Regions from separate parts of the Mus musculus genome. Here regions 2 and 3 are each linked to region 1. The links are chromatin loops, found by intact Hi-C in ENCODE. Cell type or tissue: left cerebral cortex. All regions are shown on one strand.

Region 1 (8,000 bases):
CTGAAGCACAGCAAGCTTCCCAGCCCTCCGGCATGAGCTCATTAGCGAAGAACCTAAAGGTTCTTCCTCTATACCTCCATTTTTACCAGATTTCCAGCCAGAGGCAAGAGTACTACAAACAGCTGCAGGTACCGTTGGACAGGCATCTTGTGCTCTGTGCTCCAAGTAGAGAGGGGAAAAGAGGGGTACCAGGAGAGCCCCACATGGAGCCCTGCCCGGACATGTGAACGGGTACCCATTTACATCACTTGGTTCTGTGTAATCACCTGCCTTCAGAGGAGGCTCCCCGCAAGGACTCTGCCCCCTAGGGGTGCTAAGGAGACATGAGAGCTCCTTTTCAGAGTTTCAGGCTCTGAGAGAGAGGCAACCCAGCCTGGGGGCTTTCCTCTTTAGAAAACCTGCCCCACCCCTGATTTCCATCCCCCCGCCCCGATCTCTTGGGTGTCCCAGTGGCTTCCTGGCTGATAGGTTAGATGGGGGTACACTAGGTTCCTGCCTGTAACCAAGTAAAGAACTCCAGGAATGGGAGGCCACAAGTCCAATTTCAGTTTCTACCCACAGGCAGCCCAATGGGCTGGAGTCTGTAATGGAAGGACCTGGCACAGGTCAATGTACACACCCACCAGGGAAGATTAGGAGGCCTCCAAAGGGGGACCCTAGCCAGTGTCCCTGACACAGAGAAACCTGGAAGGCAGCCCAATGGGAGCTGGCCAGAGATCTACACACCCTCAGCCCCTCTCTACATCATCAGCATCCAAACCCTCACAGGACCCTCGGGAGAACCAAACGTGAGAACCATGGCTTTAAACTGCTCAGCTCACAGTGAAACTTGGGTGTCAGGTCATTTAAGCTCCCACGTGATTTCTGGTGACAGCCACGGTGGAGTGAGGTATGCTGTGACCTCTGGGTGTAACCTTCGATACATGAGGTAAGCCTAAATTGATGCTTACCAACTTAGTGCCATGGGGATGCACCTCCAATATAAGCATGCAGTGCTCACCTGAGAGACAAGCAACTGCTGCTGCTGCGAATTCAGTGCATGCCTCATGCAGGCTCGGAAGCCCGCCGTGTCCAGCAGGAATCTGTCTGGTGGGAATCAGGGAGCACTACCTCTGGAGAAGAGATAGGAGGCCCTCAGAATTGACCCAGTCCATTCTGAGAGTTGCTTCTTACAGTGCAGGCTTTGGGTTTCCCTGGAAGCGCTGCTCTTCACACAGAACCTAGAGTCTGCAGGGAAGGGCGGGATGCTTTCCAACCCAGAAAGGGGACAGTAAGGGCGATGGATCCAAGTCACAAGTGGACCAGGTTGAGGCAGGCTCAGTTCGATGTCCAAGGCTTCTGCTCCCACACACAATGCTTTCCCTGTGAGCCACTGGAGGTCAAGTAAGGCCAGCTGAGGTGGAATTTCAGCCCCTATTCAGCACACAGTAGGCAGCACCTAGAAATGAGGACCCATGGGTAATGGATTAATGATTGATTAGGTTTCTCTCTACTCAAAAGGAGTCCTACTCCTAGGCACCGCTGGACAGAGGGGACCATGCTTTGAACAGAACTGGAAACTATGTTGAGAGCCCAGATTCCATAAGAATCTGCCAAAGCCGCACTCTTAATACACGGTGTAGCCTGAGATGGGAGCCGATGGCTCAGGCTTGAGATGATCGATCCAGTCAATGCTGTTGCGTCTCCTTGGTGACCTGTGGTTGGTTTCAGACCAAGGAGAGTGAGACTGAGGGCTTTCTGGAACTGTTGGAAGGATTTATCTCTTGGGCCTGGCAGGATGCCTGCAGAGAAAAGGAAACCCACACACCCAGAGGCTCTGTATGCAGCCGCAGCTTCTCCTGAAGTCAGCTACCAGGGGCTTCAGTTGTGGGGACCATGAAAATCTGTTCTTAAATGCCAACCACCCTTTGCAAGGCTTATCTGCAGGAAAGGAAAAAAAGTCCCAACCAATTTCATGAGCATGCAGCAGCAGCAGTGGCTGAGTGACGTCAAGAGCATCTGAAGTCCCTGAGGCTGTCTGGATGTACTTTCTCTGGCTCAGCTTTTGCATCTCTGGGACAAACGGGGCTGGTATACTTCTAGTGAGGCTGCATCCAGGGTGGATGGTGGTGAACTGTAAGGTGGGTGCCAGCCAATGAAGAGCTATGTGTTGTAGAGTTCCGAGTGGCAGAGGCACTGTCCGTGCTTTTAAATCCCATCTAACTAGCCCAGTAACCCGGAAGATGGGCAAACTCTCAGCCCTGGGCCACCCCTCTATGGATCCCGTGGTTCTGAGGGCCTCGTGCTCTCCAGTGAGAAAGGAAATCTCAGACTCATGGCCTCTGAGTGAGATGACAAGGGAAGACAGACTCAGTGGCAGCTAGACTGACAGAGAGCTGTGGAGGGCGTTTGGGACAGTGAGCCTTTGCCTCATGTGGGGAGGATGAGACACTCCGAATGAATCACCAGTGGTCCAGAGTCGGGTAAGTCACCAGATCCAGAGGGACCAAAACAGGAGAAGATTCAATGCTACCCAAAGAGAGTGCCAGAGAGGCAGGAGGATTGGGGTTTGATGGGTTGGACTAATGGCTAAGGATCCATTGGTACTCCTCTTTGCATCCACCTCCCAGGACTCAGGTGCTACCCACTGTGTGCCCAGCACTAGCCGAAATAACCTCTGAATGGCAGTCACTGCTGGGGCTCATACAAGACTGAAGGTTGTGAGTTGTGTCTTCCCTGGCACCCACTGGTCCCAGCCAGGGCCTCTGCACACCACAAAAGTACAACAAGGCACAGCAGCGGGTTGCTCCCACCAGCTCCAAAACTAATACAAAGTGCGACCGGTACAATCAGCCAGGTGCAGTAACCTTGCACCACAGAATGGTACACTCAGGTCTGAAGAGTGCCAAAGGAATTCCACCTTGCTGTCTTCCCTGTAGCCTTGGGGTCCCCTCCCTAGTAAGTCCTTCAGCTGTCACAAGAAGAGGACAAGGTCTGTCACACAGACTGTTGTTCCAGACCCAAAGAGATGATGTCATGCACAAAGGAGCTAATGGAAGGGATTATTGCTCACTGGTATTTTTGGCAGCTCTCAAAATGCAGCACATGGAGACCCACCCACACCACCTCCAGGCAAGCCTGCTCTGGCTGTCCGTCTTCACTCACTGGGATTCAGAAATAGTGCCACCCACATGAGATGGTTTGAGCCTGGGAAGCAGCCTGTGCTGGGGAAAGACAGAATTACAGGTGTCCTGTCGCCCAGCATGGCCAGCAGAGGGCAGCAGAGGGAGGGAAGGCTAGAACCTCCTGCCAGATAAACTGGTCTTTCCTACCAGGGATGAGAGGCCCTGAGTTCCAGAGACAGCCAGGATGAGCACCAAAGTCCCCAGCATCAAACATCACCCAAATGGTTCAGAGGTCAAGATGACAGACTACGATCTTGGGCTTCCTGCCGCAAACCTTGAAACAAATGACAACCGAGTAGTCAAGTTCAAGTACACAAGCTACAACCCACACAGACATCCAGTCAAAGCAATGACAGAAACCCATGGCTGAAATCACTTTCATCAACAGGGAAGGGTGCAGCTGGCACTCAACTTGGATAGCAAACATGACCTTTGAACTCCAGGCTTAAGATCAACACCCTAAAGGAAGACCGACTCAGAAGTCGCTCCTCGAACTTCACGCCACTGGGGAAGGCATGGTGGGAAAAGCAACTGCATTTTCCTCCCCCCCCCCCTTTTTAATGGAGATTAATACAGAGTAACTATCTAACATTCTTGGCAGAAATAAATCATACCTAAGAAGTGTGATAGTGCTTTCAACAGCGAGAATGTTTACAATCTGGAATGATGGAATTACTGCAAAGATATGTCCGGTGAAGTATGATAAAAATTAGGTGCATAAGCCCAGCACAAACTGTGTAAGGAAGAGCAAGCAACACGGGTGAGAGGAACGTTAGATGCTGAGAACAGCAAGATGGTGAAGCTGGGCTCTCACCTGGCAGTCAGCCCCCGACTTCTTGAAGCAATAGAGCTCACTGTGACAGGATGTATATAACATGCCTCGGGACAGAGTGAACATGTGACCAAACTGAGCTGGCTTAGCTAACAGTCCGTGGGAGTCAAGACACTGTTAGTGATCAAATTAATTAATCAACATTCAGAAAATGTTGGAATAAGGACCTCCCCACCCCATGCCTGCCTCCGCCTCCCAAGTGCTAGGATTAAAGGCGTGCGCTACCAACTGCTCGGCAGGTTGAGGCTTCTTTAAAGTTCCATCCCATGATGATGAAGCTGCTGCTGCAGGTGGCGATGATGCTGCTGCTGCTGGTGGTGGTGGTGGCGATGATGCTGATGATGCTGAAGATGTATTAATTCCCTCACTTTAGAAAGGGGAAACCCACTGTAATTTAGGAAGGTGCTTATCCAATGTGAAAAACATCTCACCTCCCAAATAAGGTGTTTGTTAGAGTCAATTACAGCCAAATAGTACTTCACAGACGCCTAAGGCAGATGGTCACTGCTGCGGGAACAGGAGACTTAGCTACCAAGCTTTGCTAAAGGGACATTTGGCAGGTTCCTGGGAACCCAGAAGGCAGCATGCAGGCCGAACACACAGTCAGACCTGAGCTGACCAGACCTCTCATCTCTACGATCCATGCAGGCCTGAGCACACAGTCAGACCTGAGCTGACCAGATCTCTCATCTCTAATGCAGCATGCAGACCTGAGCACACAGTCAGACCTCTCATCTCTAAGGCAGCATGCAGGCCTGAGCACACAGTCAGACCTGAGCTGACCAGACCTCTCATCTCTAAAGCAGCATGCAGGCCTGAGCACACAGTCAAACCTGAGCTGACCAGACCTCTCATCTCTAAGGCCACATGCAGGCCTGAGCACACAGTCAGACCTGAGCTGACCAGACCCCTCATCTCTAAGGCAGCATGCAGGCCTGAGCACACAGTCAGACCTGAGCTGACCAGACCTCTCATCTCTAAGGCCACATGCAGGCCTGAGCACACAGTCAGACCTGAGCTGACCAGATCACTCACCTCTGGTTAACCTCAATGCTTTGCAGAAACAGAAAATGGGGAGTCACAGGTGTGGATGGCCTGGCCAAGTGCTGAAAGGAACGTTCTAACAGGTACACACGGAGGTGCTCACCAAACGCTGGTCCTGAGTGTTTCCAAAATGTCCATCTAATCATTACCTGATTGGCTACTAAGTGAGCCATATAAAAGTTTTTAGCATCCATACATGACAAAAACACAAGCCATATAGACTTGGCTCACAAAGTCAATAATCAATAACAAAAAGCAGCCGGGCAGTGGTGGCGCACGCCTTTAATCCCAGCACTCGGGAGGCAGAGGCAGGCGGATTTCTGAGTTCGAGGCCAGCCTGGTCTACAAAGTGAGTTCCAGGACAGCCAGGGCTACACAGGGCTACACTGTCTCAAACAAACAAACAAACAAACAAGCAAAAAAACAAAAAAAAAAAAAACAAAAAAATATAACAAAAAGCAACAAAAAACTCCAAAGAGGATATTCCAAGTTGTTGTGTTTATATATATATAAAGATTTCAACTAAAGATTATAGGACACCAAAAGAAACAAAATAGGGTCCATACACATGAAGTGCAGATGTTATATTTACTAGATTAAGAACACAGATGAACCATTTAAAGTATGTTCAAAGATATAAGAAAGTATATATATAAGGGAAAATAGGCAAATGACATCTCAACAAACAGATAATACAAAAATATATACAAAGTATAACAGGTAAGGTGTCTCAGTGAGGAAAGCAGATGCCTCCAAGCCTGATGACCAAAATTTTATCCCAAAAACCCACATGGTAGACAGAAAGAACCACTTTCAACAAGCTGTCCTCTGCTGATGCACACATCCCAGAGACCCATGGATTACCAATCAAGATGATCTCTCACAGACATGCCTATAGACCAACCAGATAAAAATAACTGCTCAACTTCTCTCATTTCATACGATTTTGATAAGAGACAACCCCAGAAGTAGCCAAGGGTAACCTTGAACTCCTGATATTCCTGCCTCCTAAGAGCTGGGATTATAAAACTGTGCCACCATGCCTGGCCTCTGAAATGTCAACGTCACTAAAGGAGTTCAATAGTAAGGGTGAACCCTCAGGTGGAAGAACTTGTCGAGCCATGTGAAATAATACTAACCAATCTCAGGATCAGAAAAGATAGTGGGAAAAATGAGCAAAGACTCAAAGGCATGTGGAACACCATTAAGTATCCAACGCATGCACACAAGAAGTCCAGTGTGTGCACATGAGAAGCTCAAGAGGAGACCCAAAGGTGCAGAAAGAAGAGCTGAAGAATTCGGAGCTGAATACTTCCAAGTTTTAAGGTAAATGATCTACACGCCCAAGAAAGCCAATGAACCACAAGTAGGGTAACACAGACACACATACCTAGACCCACGAGACTTTCGAAGTGAGAGATGAAGATATCATAGAGGAGAGGCAACACACCTCATGCAAGGGGTCCTTAGTAACTCCAGCAAAGTCACAGAGGTCAGGAGGCATGAAATGTACACAGGCTGAAAGAACACTAAACCCACCCAAATGAGTTTCCAAAACCAAGCTCCTCAGAAATTTCCTTGTAGGTGGTGTGTTGAGGTAAGCACTCACCATGCTGTAACTATACTACATGCTACTGAAGTGGTCACTGTAAAATGGCTAATAATTTGTTATATGATTTTTTTTGATAATTTAAAAATGAAAGAAAAATTAAGATTCCCAGGTAAACACAAACCATAGAAAGATTATTACTAGATCATCGGGTTATGGGAAACAATGGGTGTTAGTTATTCAAACCCACACGGGAAAGAACAGGGCAAAGAAAAGTAATTATACAGATAATTAAAGAGGAAATATAATTGCAATTCCATTTGCATTTTTCCCTTAACTTGAAAGACGATTATGTAAATCTATAAACTGCAAACTCACACCAATGCACACCTAGTGTATAAAGATACAGTTTGTATAACAATAGTGCAGAAAACGAAGGGAGAACAAGCCTATACAAGAGCAGAGATCTTTGCAAGCTTTGGAAATTATACTGGTATTAATCCAAATGAGACTGTTATAAATTAAAGATGTACACTGACCCCCAGCCCCACGGGTGGAAACTGCTAAGAAAATACACTAAACACCATAGAAGAAATGACAAAGAAATGAAAGGGGTAGCATAGCAGAAAGCAGCAATGCAGGAAAAGGCAAAACAGGGGTAAGATGCTCGGAACCCAAAAGATAAATGGCATTCTGTAAATGCTATCTTCATAGTTACAATGAAATGATAAGTACTCCAATTAAAATATAGAAGTTGACAGAAAAAATAACACAAACTAACTAACACTCTGAAGAGTTGTGAACTAGGATCAAAGACATTAAAACTGAAATAGAAAGGAAGACAACGACCCAGAAACTGACAATCAAACCCCGGCTAGAGCAGCCATGCTACTACAGTATGAGATATCATTCAAGACAAAAGTTACCAGAAATAAAGTGAGAGACTTTATCTCATGGTGCATCATGGTGAGGGGCCAATCAAGTTCTCTCAATTGGAGCATACTAATAGCACTCAAGCTACATAGAGCAAAAGTGACAGAATTGAAGAGAGAAATCGATGATCCGGCAGCCATCGCTGAAAATGCTAATATCGCACTTCCGTAATCAATAGAACAAAACAAAACATAAGAAGCACAAGAAGCAGAACACATGACGAGGCACTGGTACCTGGGATCAAGGACCTAAGAACCCAGCTAACACAGAAGCCAGGTCCTGCTCAAGGGAACAAGAATATTTCAGGGTAGACCATCTGCTAGGCCATAAAAACCCAAAACTTTAAAAATATTTAAGTAGCAAAGATTTCCCCAACCACAACAGAATTTCATTAGAAAAAGAACAGAAGGGAACTGTGCAAACTAAACCGCATCTTAGAAAAAAAAATCAACAGGTCAAACAAAAAGTCCTAAGTGAA
Region 2 (8,000 bases), 120 kb after region 1:
TCATAGGACACTAAAGAATTACTTAAAGAAAACATAAGATCAAAAGTAATATGGGAAAAGATTCATAATAATTCTAAGTGCACCTGCGTTTAATATCTCTTCATCTTGTAAATAAATGAAAAGACAAGTTAACAGTTAAATCTTTAAAAGGGTTGTGATCAAGAATATTATAGAGAATTCCTACCACTTAATAAAAAATATACAGCTGGGTAGTGGTGGCAACGCCTTTAATCCCAGCACTTGAGGGGCAAAGGCAGGCAGATCTCTGTGAGTTCGAGGTCACCCTGGTCTACAGAGTGAGTTCCAGGACAGCCAAGGCTACATTAAAACAAACAAACAAACAAACAAAACCCTGTCTTTAAAAACCAACCAAACAAACAATTGAATAGAAAAAAATTATACAAATTTAAGAAAAAAAGCCATTCCAAGGGCTGGAGAGACTGCACAGTGGCTGAAAGCACTTCCTGCTCTTGCAGAGGACCAGGGTTTGGATCCTAGCATCTACTTGGCTGTACACAATCATCTGTAATTTGTTCCAGAGAATCTGATGTCCTCTTCTGGCCTCCATGGGACCCATGTACACATACATCTGGGCAAACGCTCATGCACACAAAATTTAAAAAAAAATTTTTTTTTTTACTTTATCCAAAAGAAATGTAAGAGAAAATCCATCTAAGAGGTGTTGTGGATTTGGTCTAATTATTGCATTATATTATTTGGGTTACCAAAATTTCACGAGAATCCAAGAATCTGTTTGTAAGATGCTGAGGGTCCATGCCCCTAGTTGGTTCTGAATGGTATATAAAGTTGCCAGCAGCCAATGGCTGGGCAGAGAGACAGAGGTGGGACTTTAGGATCTGCAGGCAAGGGGTGTTGTACTGGCTGGTTTTGTGTGTCAACTTGACACAGCTGGAGTTATCACAGAGAAAGGAGCTTCAGTTGAGGAAATGCCTCCATGAGATCCAACTGTAAGGCATTTTCTCAACTAGTGATCAAGTGGGGCGGTCCCCTTGTGGGTGGGACCATCTCAGGGCTGGTAGTCTTGGGTTCTATAAGAGAGCAGGCTGAGGAAGCCAGGTGAAGCAAGCCAGTAAAAAACATCCCTCCATGGCCTCTGTATCAGCTCCTGCTTCCTGACCTGCTTGAGTTCCAGTCCTGACTTCCTTGGTGATAAACAGCAGTATGGAAGTGTAAGCCAAATAAACCCTTTCCTCCCCATCTTGCTTCTTGGTCATGGTGTTTGTGCAGGAATAGAAACCCTGACTAAGACAGGGACCAAGGGAGAAAGAAGAATTTCCATGCCAGGAAAGGACTAAGATTCAGGCTTGAGAGCTGCAGAAGACAAAGAGCATACTAATCATGTAAGAGCCAGTGGTAAGCGGCCCCAGCTCTCCCCCACCCCCCTAACTGGGTCTAGGGTAACAAAGACAGAATATAGGTTTTAGTAAGTAATAACTCAGGAGTATTGGAGGGGAGGCATTAGCAACGTGGAAGTTTGGGAGTGGTCCAACCATTGAGCCTTTTAAGGCATATTAAAATAGAAGGTTCTCTCTCTCTCTCTCTCTCTCTCTCTCCCTCTCTCTCTCTCTCTCTCTCTCTCTCTCTCTCTCTCTCTCTCTCTCTCTCTCTGTGTGTGTGTGTGTGTGTGTTTCATTTGAGAATCCAGAACATTGGGGCACGCTGCCACCACAACCATCACCAGGATGATTTAGAGAAGTGTTAATTACCAACAGCAAGAGAAACCTTAAGTGGTCAATAAACACTGAACCCTGTAACTTGTGTCTTCATCAGGTATGTGCCACCTGCTGTTGACAAAATGTGAATCAGGCAAGTGTCAGCCAGTCTCTGCCAGAAACCCTCAGCTTCCTGCTATTGGGCTTTTAGTACTGGTTTTGCTCTTGCTGAAGGAAAAACCTCAAGAGGTCTCACATGTCCATCAAAGATATTCTTAGAACACAGTGGTTTTGGCACAGAGGACGCTCATCCTAGAAAGGGCTTTGTTAACAATGTATGGAAGGAAGACTTTCAAATTAATTTCTGATGCACAGTTGCTTCTGAGAGGTCGTGTAATTTTCGTGGGGTTTGAGGACACTTTGTTTTGGTAAAAGATTCAGTTGTCGTTTTTAAAAAGCAGCATTAAAGACGTTCAGTTTCACTTGTAATCTAGGAAACATAGAACCCAACTGTGGAAAAATTAAGGCTCATAATACAGAATATAGTATTTAAGCAAATCATAACCCATGGTTTCTGGCAAGAGTAAACTTTTAGAAAGCAATTTGATAAACTAAGCGAAATTGTGTGTCTTAGACTAGGCACTCGCTTCCAAGCATAAGCCTAAGAAAACAGAGCCAAGAGAAATAAAAAGAATGTTTGTTACACAGCCCTTCACTACAGAAAGGGGGGAAAATTAAATTCCCCTTAATGTGGGGATAATTTAAGCAAGACAACATTGATACAATGAATATATGCCGCTGTCTGATGGATGTGTGTAACGAATCAGATGAAGCTTTAACGTTGTTGCAAACACATAATTAGTATATTTTATTACTTAAATAAAATTATTTGTCATGCCAGGGATGAATTCAGGCCTTCAGATGTTCTAGGCTTGATACCAAACCAAACCTCCAGCCCTAACAAATACAGACTTGATGACAAGGACTGGAGAGATGACTCAGCAATTAAGAGAACATACTGCATTGTCAAACAGAAGTTTGATTCACAGAAACCAAGTCAGGCTGCTAACAACCATATGTAACTCCAGTTCCAGGAGATCCAACACCATGGGCACTGGACTCACATGCACAAGCCCCCTCCCTCTCCCTCTTTCTCACACATGCACATGCATACATACATACATACATACATACATACATACATACAACTAAAAATAAAAATAGAGCCACATGGTGGGCCTAGAGAGATGGCTCAGCAGTTAAGAGCACTGGCTGCTCTTTCAGAGGTCCTGAGTTCAATTCCCAGCAACCACACCATTTTTAATAGGATCTGATGCCTTCTTCTGGTGCGTCTGAAAACAGCAACAGTGTACTAATATACATAAAATAAATAAAGTCTTTTTAAAAATAAAAATAAAATCTTAAAACACACACACACAAACACACACAACACACAGTACACACACACACACACACACACACACACACACCACTACTACACTGGCAGGTGACACACACACACACATTGCAAACCTGACTTGAAAATAGAAAGCATTAACTATCATGGATAGGTAAGAGATGCACAGACAGAGTATGAGCTCGTGAGAAACAGCTAGAATAATGTCAAAGTTACACATACCCAGTATGTGTGTGAGAAGCTATAGCTTAATGTTTGCTTTCTTTTAATTTATCTTATTTTTATTTTGTGTGTGTGCGTGTGTGTGTGTGTACCACATGGGTGCTGGCATCTGTGGAGGCCACGAGGGGAAGCCATTCTCCTGGAGCTGCAATGACAGGTGGTAGGAGCCACCCCATGTGGCTCCTGGGAATGGAACTCGGGTCTTCTGGAAGATCAGCAAGAGCTCTTAACCACTGAGACACATTACTCCCGACTCTGATGATATGTTTCCTTAAACAAAGCTATATGAAACAAATGTGGAAACATGCTAATGTTCTTATAGCTGTAGGATAAAAATAGATCTGTTTTATTATTTTTTAAAAATTTGGGTCCCCCCCCCCGAACAGTTCCCAACTAAGAAATAAAAAGCTGATAATTTTTCTGGTTGTGGGTACCTGAGAACCAAGGTGGATAGAAGAGTACTTAAGGGGCTCTAACTTACAGTCCATTTATATAATTCAACTGATTGACATTATGTTGAGCCAAGCCAAGCTCACTTAGTATGACACGTGAGACACTGTAAGCACATTTCTGCAAACTTACTTGCTCAACCTCTCTGTTAAGGGCATCAACTTTTTCCTTTAATCTGTTGCCCTCTGCTTCAGCAGTGATAAGTTCCAGTTTGAGGGTGTTGTTTTCTGCCTCTGTCTGGCGGGCCTTATTTTCCCAGTTTTCAGCATCTTCATTGGCTTTTCGGAGTTGTTCCATTATTTGCCGGTTCTCAGATTCCTAAAAAGCAAATCTTGTGTATTACTTTAAAACTTTAAAAGTATTTAACATAAAGTGCTTTTGGAACACTGCTATCTAGGCCACTGGGAAATCACTGGTACATAACCCTGAAGAAATCCTACTAACCCCTTAGCCTAGAAAGATGGTCAACCTGTAAGGAACATAAAGAAGAATGCCCCAACCTGCGTCCATCAGTTCCTCACTCAGCAGATTACTCTTTTTTTTTTAATTTATTTTTTAATTAGGTATTTTCTTTATTTACATTTCAAATGCTATCCCAAAAGTCCCCCCAGACCCCCACCCATTCCCACTTCTTGGCGCTGGCGTTCCCCCGTACTGAGGCATATAAAGTTTGTAAGACCAAGGGGCCTCTCTTCCCAATGATGGCTGACTAGGCCATCTTCTGCTACATATGCAGCTAGAGACATGAGCTCCGGGGGTACTGGTTAGTTCATATTGTTGTTCCATCTATAGGGTTGCAGACCCCTTTAGCTCCTTGGGTACTTTCTCTAGAGGACCTGGACAAACACATGCTGTGTTTCTTCTAAGGGAATCTTTTCCTCCATGACTGTTTACTGACCCCTGCTGGCCTCAGCTGCCAACCTTCTCACTACCACTCCCTTGTTCCCAACCATCTGATATACTGGCCACAGAATTTCTATATGACCCTTTCACATCTTAAGGGTCAATATCTAATAAGATTTATTTATATTATTTTTAACTGCTCTCTCTCTCTCTGTGTGTGTGTGTGTGTGTGTGTGTGTATTCACATTGAGAGCTGGTGCCCTTGGAGACCAGAGATTTTGGGTTCCCAGGAGCTGACTTTAGTTCTGAACACTGAACTTGGGTCCTCTGGAAGAGTGCTCTTTAACACTAAGCCATGTCTCCTGTCTCTGAGCCATAATTTTCTTGGTCACAGACTTTAATTTTTTTTGAACTTTTTACTATTTTGTCAGAAATTGCTCAAAAGTATTGTTCAAAAATACCAAATGTATGCTAATAATATACACTCATGTATAAGTTGTACATATAATACAGAGCCAGGTTATCTCTGGCAATACTAGGATTGAATCCAGAACCGTGCACATACTAGGCAAGTACTTTTACCACTGAGCTGTATCTACCACCTGCAGGAATCAGAGTTTTTGTTTATTTGGTTGGTTGGTTTGTTTTTAGAGATAGGGTTTCTCTGTGTAGCTCTGGCTGTCCTGAAACTCACTTTGTAGACCAGGCTGGCCTTGAACTCAGAAATCTGCCTGCCTCTGCCTCCCGAGTGCTGGGATTAAAGGTGTGCGCCACCACACCCAGCTGGAATCAGATTTTTTTTTATTACATATTTTCCTCAATTACATTTCCAATGCTATCCCAAAAGTCCCCCATACCCTCCCCCCACTTCCCTACCCACTCAAGATTTTTTTAATCTTCAATGTGATCCCATAAATAAATTAGTTGAAGTAGGACCTGCTTTCTACAGGGAAAATCAGTTCCATAAATAATATACTATGCTGAATAACCATTGCTATCTTATCTTAGGGACTGGCGAGATGGCTCATCCTGCTCCTGTAAAAACCCGAGTTTGTTTCCCAGCAACCATGTTGGACAACTTACAACTTTCTGAACCTTTGGTTTGAGGGGCATCTAGCCTCTGCAGGCATCCACACTCACACGCAGATAGACACACAGATTCACATAGAATACACATGCATAGAGAGAAAGAAAGCCTCAGTACTGTGGTCTGCCTAGCCTGCTCTTTAAATGTCAGTTATTATCTCACTAATGTCAGGAATGCTCTCCTTCCTGGAAACAGTAAATTTCTCTATCAGAAATCCTGAGCTAATAAAATAATCAAAGAATGAATATGCCACCCTTTCTAATCAAATGTATGTTCCCCTGGACTCAGAAGTTCCAAAGCTCCTGAAGGTGACAGGTACAATCTAGGAGTCCTAAGAATGGCTTACCTCACCAAGCCCTTGAAAATGTTGTTTATGTACACTATGAACAAATGTTCAAAATATGTTTGTATGCAGATATTAAATGATATGCTAAATCACATACACAGATTATGGAAGTAAAGTTCCCATAGACACTTTGAGTCTCATGTAGGTAACACCACACCTATGATACTGATCTATTACACTATTTTAGACATTTTACCGAAGTACATCTCTATGTACTTAATACACAGCACTAAGTGCAGCTCTATATTCAGACAAACTGTATTATTACAGAGCAGATACATACATCCACATTCAGAAATCTCTGAAGTCACACACACACACACACACACACACACACACACACACACACCTTATATCAAATAGTGGCTAAAGAGATGTGCAAATGACTGTAGTCTACTGGTTCTTAGAAACAGATGTTCTAAAATTAGTGAGATCCATTCTGCCCTGTCAAACAATCAGGAAAAGCCACTTTAGTCAGTATGTAACAGAAAACTCAGGATTTTATGCCCATTGTTCTTTGATTAGAGAGAATCTACTTACCTAGGATGTTTACTCTAAATTTAGCAAACTGAAAGAAAACATGTTCTAGTGTCATCTTCTAGGACACTGGTGATTCTAAATGTAAATGGTTAATCTGCACAGTCAAAACTGTAATATCTGATTAAATAAAGACTTGATCTACAAATCTGGTGAGTGTAACAGATCATTAAATTAGGTCTTACCAACACTTGTATCATGAGCAAAGGAAAAACTGTCTCTGTGTACCTCAGACTTTAATATGTTCTTCAACTTGTTAACCTCCAGATTCGTGTCCTGGACCTTCTGCTTTATGTCACTGAGTTCGTTATGAGTATCATTCAGTTTTTTGGACAGTGCCTATCAAAAAAAGATAGCTAGATTTGACTATAATAAATAAGCAATTCCTATATGTGAAAACATCTAAATTGCAAATATTTGAATCAGATGATTATACAAAATTAATATAACAATGATATCAAAATCTATGTAAAAGTGGTTTTTAAAAATCCCAAAATAAAACAGGCAACGGGCCCAGACAGACAAGTCATGATGAGGAAGCATAAGTTGATAGCACTAAATCAAACTTTACAGTAACCAAAAATATGCTAATTGAGACAACAGGATAGTATTTTGGCTACTATGTTAATGTTAATGAATAATTAAAGCTTCAACTGTGGTAAGGAGTGGGAATGTCCACGTAATGTTTACTGTAAATGAGACTTTTCATAGGGCACCTATGAGCCATTCTCATAGGGATGCTCTGAGCATTTCCAGATGCTCCTAAGACAAGAAAGACATTATCTATGTCTGAAATATAAAACATTCTATTCACAATGTTTAAATTGCAATTGCTATGAAATCAGTAAAAATACACATGTGACATAACAGTCACTGGATGGTAAAGACATCAAGAGATTTTTTTTTCCTTTCCTTCAAAAAAAGTTCTATAATGAACTTATATTTCTGTTAGAAGGCATAGTATTAAGGATAAAACTTTCTAAGGTTTCCATTTTCCAAAATTTCTACAGTGTTCTTTCTTAGCCTTTGGTTTGCATAGAGACCTGTGTTATATGGCCTAAGAGAAGAAGAAAACTACCCTGGAACACATGCAAACTCTTAGGATGCTGGTTTTCTTCTGGTGGCAATCAAGAGCATGCAGTTTAAGGAGGCAGAGAAATTTCTATCGTGGTAAGCTGGAGAGTGGTATCCTGGACACTATAGTAAATGCTTCACTTACCATCCATTTTACAGATTATGCCACTCTTGGAATTTAAAAGCATGGTAATACAGCCTAGCAGTGAGAGTCAGCCCCATGTGAATCTTAGATAACTGGCTCTATTGCCTCCTCACACAGAAAAAGCATCAGGTTTTTACTCTACCTACATTTTAAAAGTGTACATAAAAGCAGTGTGGTGGCTTAAATGAGAGTGGCCCAACAGGCTC
Region 3 (8,000 bases), 190 kb after region 1:
GCTGCAAGAGCCAAAGAGGCAGAATAAAAGTTAAGGAAGACTAAGGCTGTAGAAGGTTCACTGCCAAAAGCAGAAAAGTATGCTTCCTTCTTTCCACGAGACCCCTTCCAGAATCAAGCATGGGCTTCGTCTCTCAAGAAATGCAAATAAAAGTCTGCTTAGCCTTAGTCTGAAAACTCAAACCTTAAATCTCCACAATTCAAAAATGTTCTGAGTAACAAACAGCATGAAGCTACAAATGGAAAATTCCATACTTGACCTTGCAAGAATGGCCATAGTCAAAACCCCAGTAGACCAAAAGAGTTACAGAAAATTACCTTCAGGCCATGAATATAAAGTTCATATGAAACATAAATTTTCTGTTTAGATTTGGTCCCATTCCTGGGAAGCTTTATGTACATACAATATCCTAAAGTCCCCAAACTCTGAAACAGCAACACTTCTGATCTTAAGCATTCTGAAGAATGATATCTCACATGCATACACAAAGCCAGGAACATTGAGACAACTTTACTGATCAAGGCACTGTGCCTGAGCCTGGTGATCTGAGTTTGATCCCCAAGGACCCATATAGTGAAAGAAGAGAACCAACTCTCACAGGCTCCTCTCATCTCCATATGTGCACTGTGGCAAGCATATACCCTGGCAAGCAAGTGTACAAGCACACATACACATAAATATACATACAAGTTGTCCTTTGACCTCCTCGCGCACACACACACACACATACACACACACAAAATTTTTTTAAGAAAAGAATTCCCTAAGAATATTTGCAGGCAATGAAGCCCTACAGCAGAGAAACAATGAAGACATAAATTAATGTTGACTGGTGGAAGGGCAAAAAGGTGAATAACATGAAGAAATCCAGGTAGTAGGTATACTGTATTCTGACACAAGAATGAGAAAAGCAAAGGTAAGTGAAATTTTAACTAAGGGGTATAATCTGAGGAACTTCCTATCTACTGGGACTTTAATTTTTCAGTGAAATAGAAGTTAAGATTATATGTTTAAAAAATATCAGCAAAAGTTGGGAAGGGACAAAAGTCATTAAAGTTTAAACTTTTCTTAAGGTAAACAACAACAAAATCTTTCCAGTCATTCCAATTCAAGCTCCAAGCTCATCTCGTTTCTACAATCCAATCTCTAAAGAAATTACTTATGTCCTCAATGAAGAGTGAAACAAGACCTTAGAAACACAAGAAAGGGGTCAGTTGTTCTCTGAAGGCTTTTCTGGACCAAAGGGATTAGTAACTTAAGACTAAGACTAATGGTGTAACTAAAACAAAAAGCACTACCTTTCCAACCGCCTCTCCTCAAAACATGAGATGCATATATTTTAATATCCATAACCCTGTCCGTTATTTTAAAACCTACTGTCCACCAACAGTAAATCGTGGTATATCTTTACAATGGAACACTAACCAGCAAAGTACCTAGAAGCAATAAGGCTACAATCTCTAAGTGTTAAGCACAGAAGCTGTAGAACACGTGTTACAATTCCTCTTATATAAAGTTCCATAACAAGGCAGACTGTATGCTGTGTGTTCACATAAGATGATAAAACTATTAGGAAAAGCAAGGGAATGCCTAACATTGTCAGTCTGGGCAACAAGCAAAGAGCAAGAGCATGTGATGCCTGAGAGAATAAATAACACCTGTTCTAATGGCCCGAATGCCTAACATTGTCAGTCTGGGCAACAAGCAAAGAGCAAGAGCATGTGATGCCTGAGAGAATAAATAACACCTGTTCTAATGGCCCCTACTTATGGAAAACTTTAAAACCAAATTATTTTTAAACAAATAAGGCAGAACCCAGAGACTCTCTCCTTGCCTGGTTATAGCTGGACTACAACAGTGATTCTTCTTTGGAAAGTAAGTAAAACCTGTTTTTGAAACTGCCAATAAACAATATCGAGGTTTGGAATTTCAAAGAATATTGATGAATGTAATTTTACCTTATTTCTTTCTCAATAATTAAGACAGAAGAACTTAGTTTATTGTTTAATTAAAATACAACTGGTTTGTTCTTGAAGCACAGTTAAATACGATAACGTCCCTTTATCTTAACAACCTATTCTATTCCGAAATTACTATGACTTTATTTCCTGAAAGTGAACAAAATGTACTCGAAGTCCTGAAAACCAGAATAAATTTGAAATGACAAAGACCGTAGGTCACATAGATTTACAGGGGCTTAGAGAAAACAGCCACTTGTGCAAATTTTTCTTAGTGTCTAAATCGTTGACTGAGAGATATATACAAATACATGTATCCTTATGTACATATATACTTTTTAGGTATCAAGTGCATGACAGACTTGAATAATTTTTTCAAACAAGACAGCCTACCTTGCCTTTCTTCTATAAACTATAAAGAGATTATGAGATTTTTTTTCCATGCAAAATCTCAATTTCTGCCTTCACCTGCCTCCTAGTCTATTAAGAAGAGATTAAGAGAGACTGAGGGGTTCAGGAATAGACAGGCTGAGCTCCCAAATGCCACAGCTTCACCTCACAGTGTCTCTAAGCAAAACAGTCCCCCAACAACCAAGCTGAGGCAGGCAGCGAAGCGGTCACCATAGGAACTGGGCTCAACCATGAACTCCCCTGAAACTAGGGTAAGCTTTGCTCCTGGAACCCATTCCCACCCGGCAGGTCCGCGACGCAGCCGCCTAAGCAGCGATGCCCAACCCGGGCCACAGTCAGGCTCTCCCCACCCTCTTGCAGCCGCCCCGGGATGGCTCTTCTCTAGCCCAGCGCACCTCCGCGACTCCTCCCTGGAGCTCCGCAGCCCTCCCCCGACCTCCCTGGCCGTCGTTCTCCCCGGAGCTCATCCCGGCCACTGAGGGGCCTCCGCCTCAGCGGGACATCCAGCCCCACCCCGGCCTCCATCCTCCGCCCTAGTCTCCTCCTTCCCGCCCCTGTCTCCTCCCCAGTCTCCTCCTTCCCGCTCCCTGGGCCCCGCCCCGGCGGAGGCAGGCGCTCCGTGTGGCGCAGCGGGAAGAGGGCGGGAGCGGTTAGCTCCGGGCTGGCCGACGCCCCGCCCTCACGCTCTGTACCTGAGCGGGGCTCTTCTTCCACCTCCCCGGCGCCTACGCTCCACTTCCGTCCGGCGCGCCCTAGCACCCGTGCGCACGCGTACCTGTCTCGACACGCCCTCTCGCGGAGACTACGGATCGTGCGCGCGCACCCGAGCGAGCACGTAGCGACGTGGACCGCCGCCGGCCCGCCTCTCAGGGCTCCGACTGGAAGCCTTTTCCGGGCCCATCGGTGCCGCGCAGGCGCACGGCCACGCAGCGCCGAGATGGCCGACCCCTGCGTCCGGTCTCCTAGTAACCATCCTCTAGCCCGCGCAGGCGCGAAGGCTATTGCCCAGGGCTGAGCCACTGCTGCGGTCCCAGGAGCCCCAGGCGTTCTTGGCTGAGGGAAGCGGTTACTCCCTAGAGCTGCTCCAGTGCGCAGCAATGGTCAGGAAGCTGTGCTGTGGGAGCCTTCAGGTGGGGTGCCCTGTTGCAGCTTACCGGCGGGAGCCGATCTTTCCGGGTGAGCGTGGCACCTGGCCACCAGTCTCAGAATGGACCTCGGAAATGTCAGACCCAGCAATCATCTCCCCTACGCCAGGCTGACATTTCTTCTCTACATGCCAGTCCTCTCTAGCAAGCCTGGCGATGAAAACCGAGAAAGGCTATAAAACCTTGTGAGATGTTAAATACTGTATCTAAAGTTTTTACCCCAAGTTTGGCTCCTACCAGTGAGCAGATTTGAGCCTTCTTTTCTTATCCGACGTGGTATTTTTGGCTACCCAACTAAGTTAAAATGGCATCTTGAATCTTTTTAAATGGAAAGAAATGAGCACCGCGCTATGCTACCATTGTTTCTTACAGTTTAGCATGAAAGACATTTTGTCTTACTGCTTTGTGAGTGCGTAACCGCTTCTACCCATCTTTAGCCAGAAGCTTTTTTTTTAACCCTGTCTGTTTTTACTTATTTTATTAGTATACAAAGTACACGGGATTTCTTGTGGCATTTGCGTTCAGAATTTGTTTCTGTTGTTTCTCCTGCGCCTTTTCTCCCATCCCCCCTCTTTTGCCGGTTCACTCCAGTGGTCCCCTTCTGCTTTCCTGTCATAGTGTTCTGTTACCCCCAAACCACTCTTTTCCCCCTCACCTTGCAGTTTCATGAACTGTACCCACACACCCGTATATACCCCCTACTTAATATGTTAGAATCGGCACGCAAAAAAGAACATAATGGCATCTGACTTCGTGAGTGTGGATTATCTCGTTTCAAATAATTTCCAAATCCATTTTTCTGCAGATTTCGTGACTTCATTTTCCATTATAGTTGAGTAAAGTTCCATCGTATATGTATAATGTTTCCATTATTGATTCATCTGTTCCGGTGTAAGCTGGATCCATTTCCTGGCTATTGTGAATAACGCAGCAATAAACATGAATGTTCAAGTGTCCCTGTGGTAGTGTATGAAGACCTCTGGGCGTGTCAGAAGCAGTAACACTAAGTCATAGGTAGCTCTGTTTTTTGTGTTTTTGAGAAGTCTTCACACTGAGTTCACATCGGTTTGCATGCCCTCCAGCACTGTAAAGGGACTCATCGCATCCTTGCCAGCACTTGTAATTTGTTTTCATGATGATGGCTCTTCTGATTTGGAGTGAGGGAGAACCCTAATTTGCATTTCCCTGATTGCTAATGCTGTTCAGAACTTTTCAGAACATTTACTGGTCATACATGTTTCTTCTTTTGAGAATGGCCCATTTCATTAGCCCGTTTATTGACTGTCATTTTTACCTGGGGAGGGGTCTTTGTAAATTTTAGCTTTAAATTTTTTGATTACTTTATGTGTACTATAGGTTTGTCCTGTAAAAACCACCCCTGGTTGGATTTAACCTTAGCCACAATTCTTCATCTGAAAACTGTTCTCTGTGCCAGGCTCTGTGCCAGACACTGAGATCCAGTGTCAAAAAAAGAAAGAAAGGAAGAAACAGAAAGGAAAGGGGAAGGGAGGGGAGGGGAGGGGAGGGGAGGGGAGGGAAGGGAAAAAGGAAAGGGAGGGGAGGGGAGGGAAAGGAAAAAGGAAAGGGAAGGGAAGGAAAGGAAAGGAAAGGAAAGGAAAGGAAAGGAAAAAGGAAAAGGGAAAGCAATCAAGCAAGCAAGCAAGCTTGGGGCTGGAGAAGTGGTTAAGAGCACTGGCTGCTGCTCTTCTACAGAACCCAGATTCAAGTCCCAGCATCCATAAGGTGACTCACAACCCTCTAATTCCAGTTCCAAAGGGTCTGCTGCCCTCTTCTGGTCTCCACAGGCACTACATGCACACAGTGCACACATACATGCAGGCAGAACATTCATACACATAAAATAAAAATACGTTTCAATAAAAATTAGAATTGTATTTTTTATTGCTGAAAGTTTGATATTTTAAAAAAACATTCCATTATAAAACATATTGTTCTATGCTGGGCAGTGATAGTGCATGCCTTTAATCCCAGTACTCAGGAGGCAGAGGCAGGTGGATCTCTGTGAGTCTAAGGTCAGCCTGGTCTGCAGAACAAGTTCCTGGACAGCTAAGGCTACACAGAGAAACCCTGAATGTATGTATGTATGTATGTATGTATGTATGTATAGATAAGTTTGTGTGACATATATATGTATATATATATATATATATAGAGAGAGAGAGAGAGAGAGAGAGATACTTCTCTATATACTTTACTTTGCCATTATCTTGGGAATATGTAAATTAGCTAACATAACTATGTCTGTCGAGTACTTTTTATGTACTGCACTTCCATTTGGGGAGTTTGCTGTGGAGCCCTCTACCTTCCTCCCTGTTCTGAGAGCGCTCTGCTGACGGCTCTGTAGGAAAGAACCATAAGTCACCTGCCTTCAGAAGCACTCCAGACCATGAGTCTTTTCTGGCGGGCTGCCTTCAATTCAGAGTTAGGAAGTAGTTCCTTCCAATTCGAATAGTTCCTCTTGTGGTAACTATCATTTTATAATGATATCTCGAATGAGAAAAGCTAAACCTATATCTGTTGTCGAGATATCACATAGTGCTGTCCCAAGTGATGATGGATGTAATGAAGACTACTTTGTATCTGGATAGGTGGGGACTTGTAACCGTTTATACAATACAGGGGTTTCTGTTGTGGTCTGTTTGCTTGGTTCATTGTTTGGTTTCTGTTTTGGTTTGATGCTGGGGAGTGAATGGAAGGCATGGGACAATGCTAAACCTGCAACTCTACCACTGAGCTCCACCTCGTGTTCTGAACATATTCTTGTATGCTAATATTTAATAGCTATATCTATTGTCTCGTTGCACTATCTCCTTAATATAAACTAAAGGATAGAGAAAAGGGCATCTCGGGATGGGAGAGGAGCAATATTTTATAAAGCAGGCCAATGCTGAAGAAATGAATCTTGAGCCTAGTATTAAGAAGATAGCTAAATAGAATGTACTTCTTTTTATCCTTCACAAAACATAATTCCCTTTTTTCTCTTTTTATTTTTAATTTTATATATGTATAAGTGTTTTGAGTGTGTGTGTGTATTTGCCCTATGGGGCTGTCTTGTGCCCATGGAAGACAGAAGAGGACTTCAGATGCCCTCAGACTGGTTACAGTTGTGCGCTGCCATATGGGTTAATTGACCTGAGGCAAGAAGACACATTCTGAATGCAGGTGACATCATTCTATGGGCCAGGGTTCCCGACGGAATGAAAAGACTGTAATAGAGGTGTGAGCATTCGTTGCTTTCTGCTTCCTGACCACTAATGCAATGAGACCAGCTGCCTCCTGCTGCGTGGTACCTAATACCCTCAAACTGTAATCCCCAGGAAACAGATTCTTCTGAATCAGGTTCCTTCTGCCAGATATTTTGTCAAAGCATGGAGTGACGCAACAAAGTCACCTAATCCAGAGTCATTCTTGGTGCTGGGGGATATGGCAAAACAGCCACTGCCTTCTGTGGAGAAGACACAGTTAATCAACGGTTATACAATACGAGCTGTGGCGTGCCGTGAAAAGGAAAGCACAACACTCATAGAACCACGGCAGCAGCTATCACGTCTGTGCGATTTTAACGGTTGCAACTAGGAAGGCTTCTCTGGAGGTGGCATAACTTCAGTTAAGTGGTTATCCAGACAGCTAATGACAGTCGTGGTCCCAACGAAGCAGAGCAGGATATAGTGAGGGGCAGATGTGAGATGTGACCAAGAAAAGGAGGCGGGTAGATGCATTGAGGTTTCCCAGAGGGATGAGAGAACTCACTACTGGAGTTTTAGATAGATCGAGTTTTCAACAATGAGATGGTGCTCAGTTTTTAATTCGAATGCTCTTAAGTCCTGCTCTCTATTACACCATATTGTGTAAAACTGTGGTGGTGGGGTTTTTTCCCCCCAAGACTGATTTGTCCTGAGAGACTCCATTTTATATGCAACTTTGACTCCTTTAGGGAGTTGACTGCATTTGAGTGAGCATATGATCTATACCATCTTTCTTGCACCCTTGGAAGCACAGACTAAGAAATGACTTATTCCTGGGAGTAGGCAGGGAGCCAGCCACCCTATAGACATATCAAGGTGAACTGGTTTGATAAGAGCACACAACTGTATTGAAATTATATCAGAGGACTGTAAGGTGGGCCCAGCAAATAAGACACATGCCACCAAGCCTGATCAATTTGAGTTTGATCCTCAGAACCCATCTGATAGATAGAGCCAACTCCTGCATGTTGCCCTCTGACCTCCATGGCATACACACGTAAAAAATTAAGTAAAAACGTAATGAAACACCAGGAAAACTGTGCCTGAGAACATATTAGATACATAGGCCATGGAACTCGGACCCCACAGACGGCAGAGACTATGACTGTAATACTGATCGACGGCCCCACTAACCATCCGGTGTGGGACTGTGGGAGAACTTGACAACTCCCAGCTCTCCCAGGGGCTTCTGCTCTGCCTTGTCCCAGCTTGTTAACACA

The links. Hi-C counts contacts between places; a loop is a spot of excess contacts. Peaks named below come from ENCODE experiments on the same cell type or tissue, not always from the same donor. Only the 100,000 strongest peaks of a DNase experiment are listed, where the experiment ranks them.
Region 2: it touches region 1 in a loop (5-fold over the local background); 10 of 42 quality-filtered maps call a loop at or near these places.
Region 3: a loop joins it to region 1, with 5 times the contacts of the local background. A loop is called at or near these places in 34 of 42 quality-filtered maps.

What each region holds. Positions count from the first base shown.
Region 1 is chr1:37,675,342-37,683,341 of GRCm38, forward strand. The region is part of intron 1 of Cracdl (capping protein inhibiting regulator of actin like); the gene reads right to left. Among named protein-coding and RNA genes, the nearest start is that of Gm39628, 5.2 kb to the right of the region's middle. In left cerebral cortex, CTCF peaks have their summits at 298 and 3,245 (motif pointing right); DNase peaks (open chromatin) are centred at 1,922, 2,412, 3,156 and 4,215; H3K27ac peaks cover 3,515 bases.
Region 2 is chr1:37,797,826-37,805,825 of GRCm38, forward strand. Tsga10 (testis specific 10) reads right to left here. Exons shown (of 18, transcript NM_001290721.1): 13 at 6,804-6,914; 14 at 3,895-4,080. Among named protein-coding and RNA genes, the nearest start is that of Tsga10, 54 kb to the right of the region's middle. In left cerebral cortex, a CTCF peak has its summit at 4,667 (motif pointing left); a DNase peak (open chromatin) is centred at 4,657.
Region 3 is chr1:37,861,962-37,869,961 of GRCm38, forward strand. It overlaps a transcript of Tsga10 not described here. Among named protein-coding and RNA genes, the nearest start is that of Lipt1, 6.3 kb to the right of the region's middle. In left cerebral cortex, CTCF peaks have their summits at 3,158 and 5,316 (motif pointing left); DNase peaks (open chromatin) are centred at 3,169, 3,759, 4,045, 4,549 and 1 more place; H3K4me3 peaks cover 2,898 bases; H3K27ac peaks cover 1,920 bases.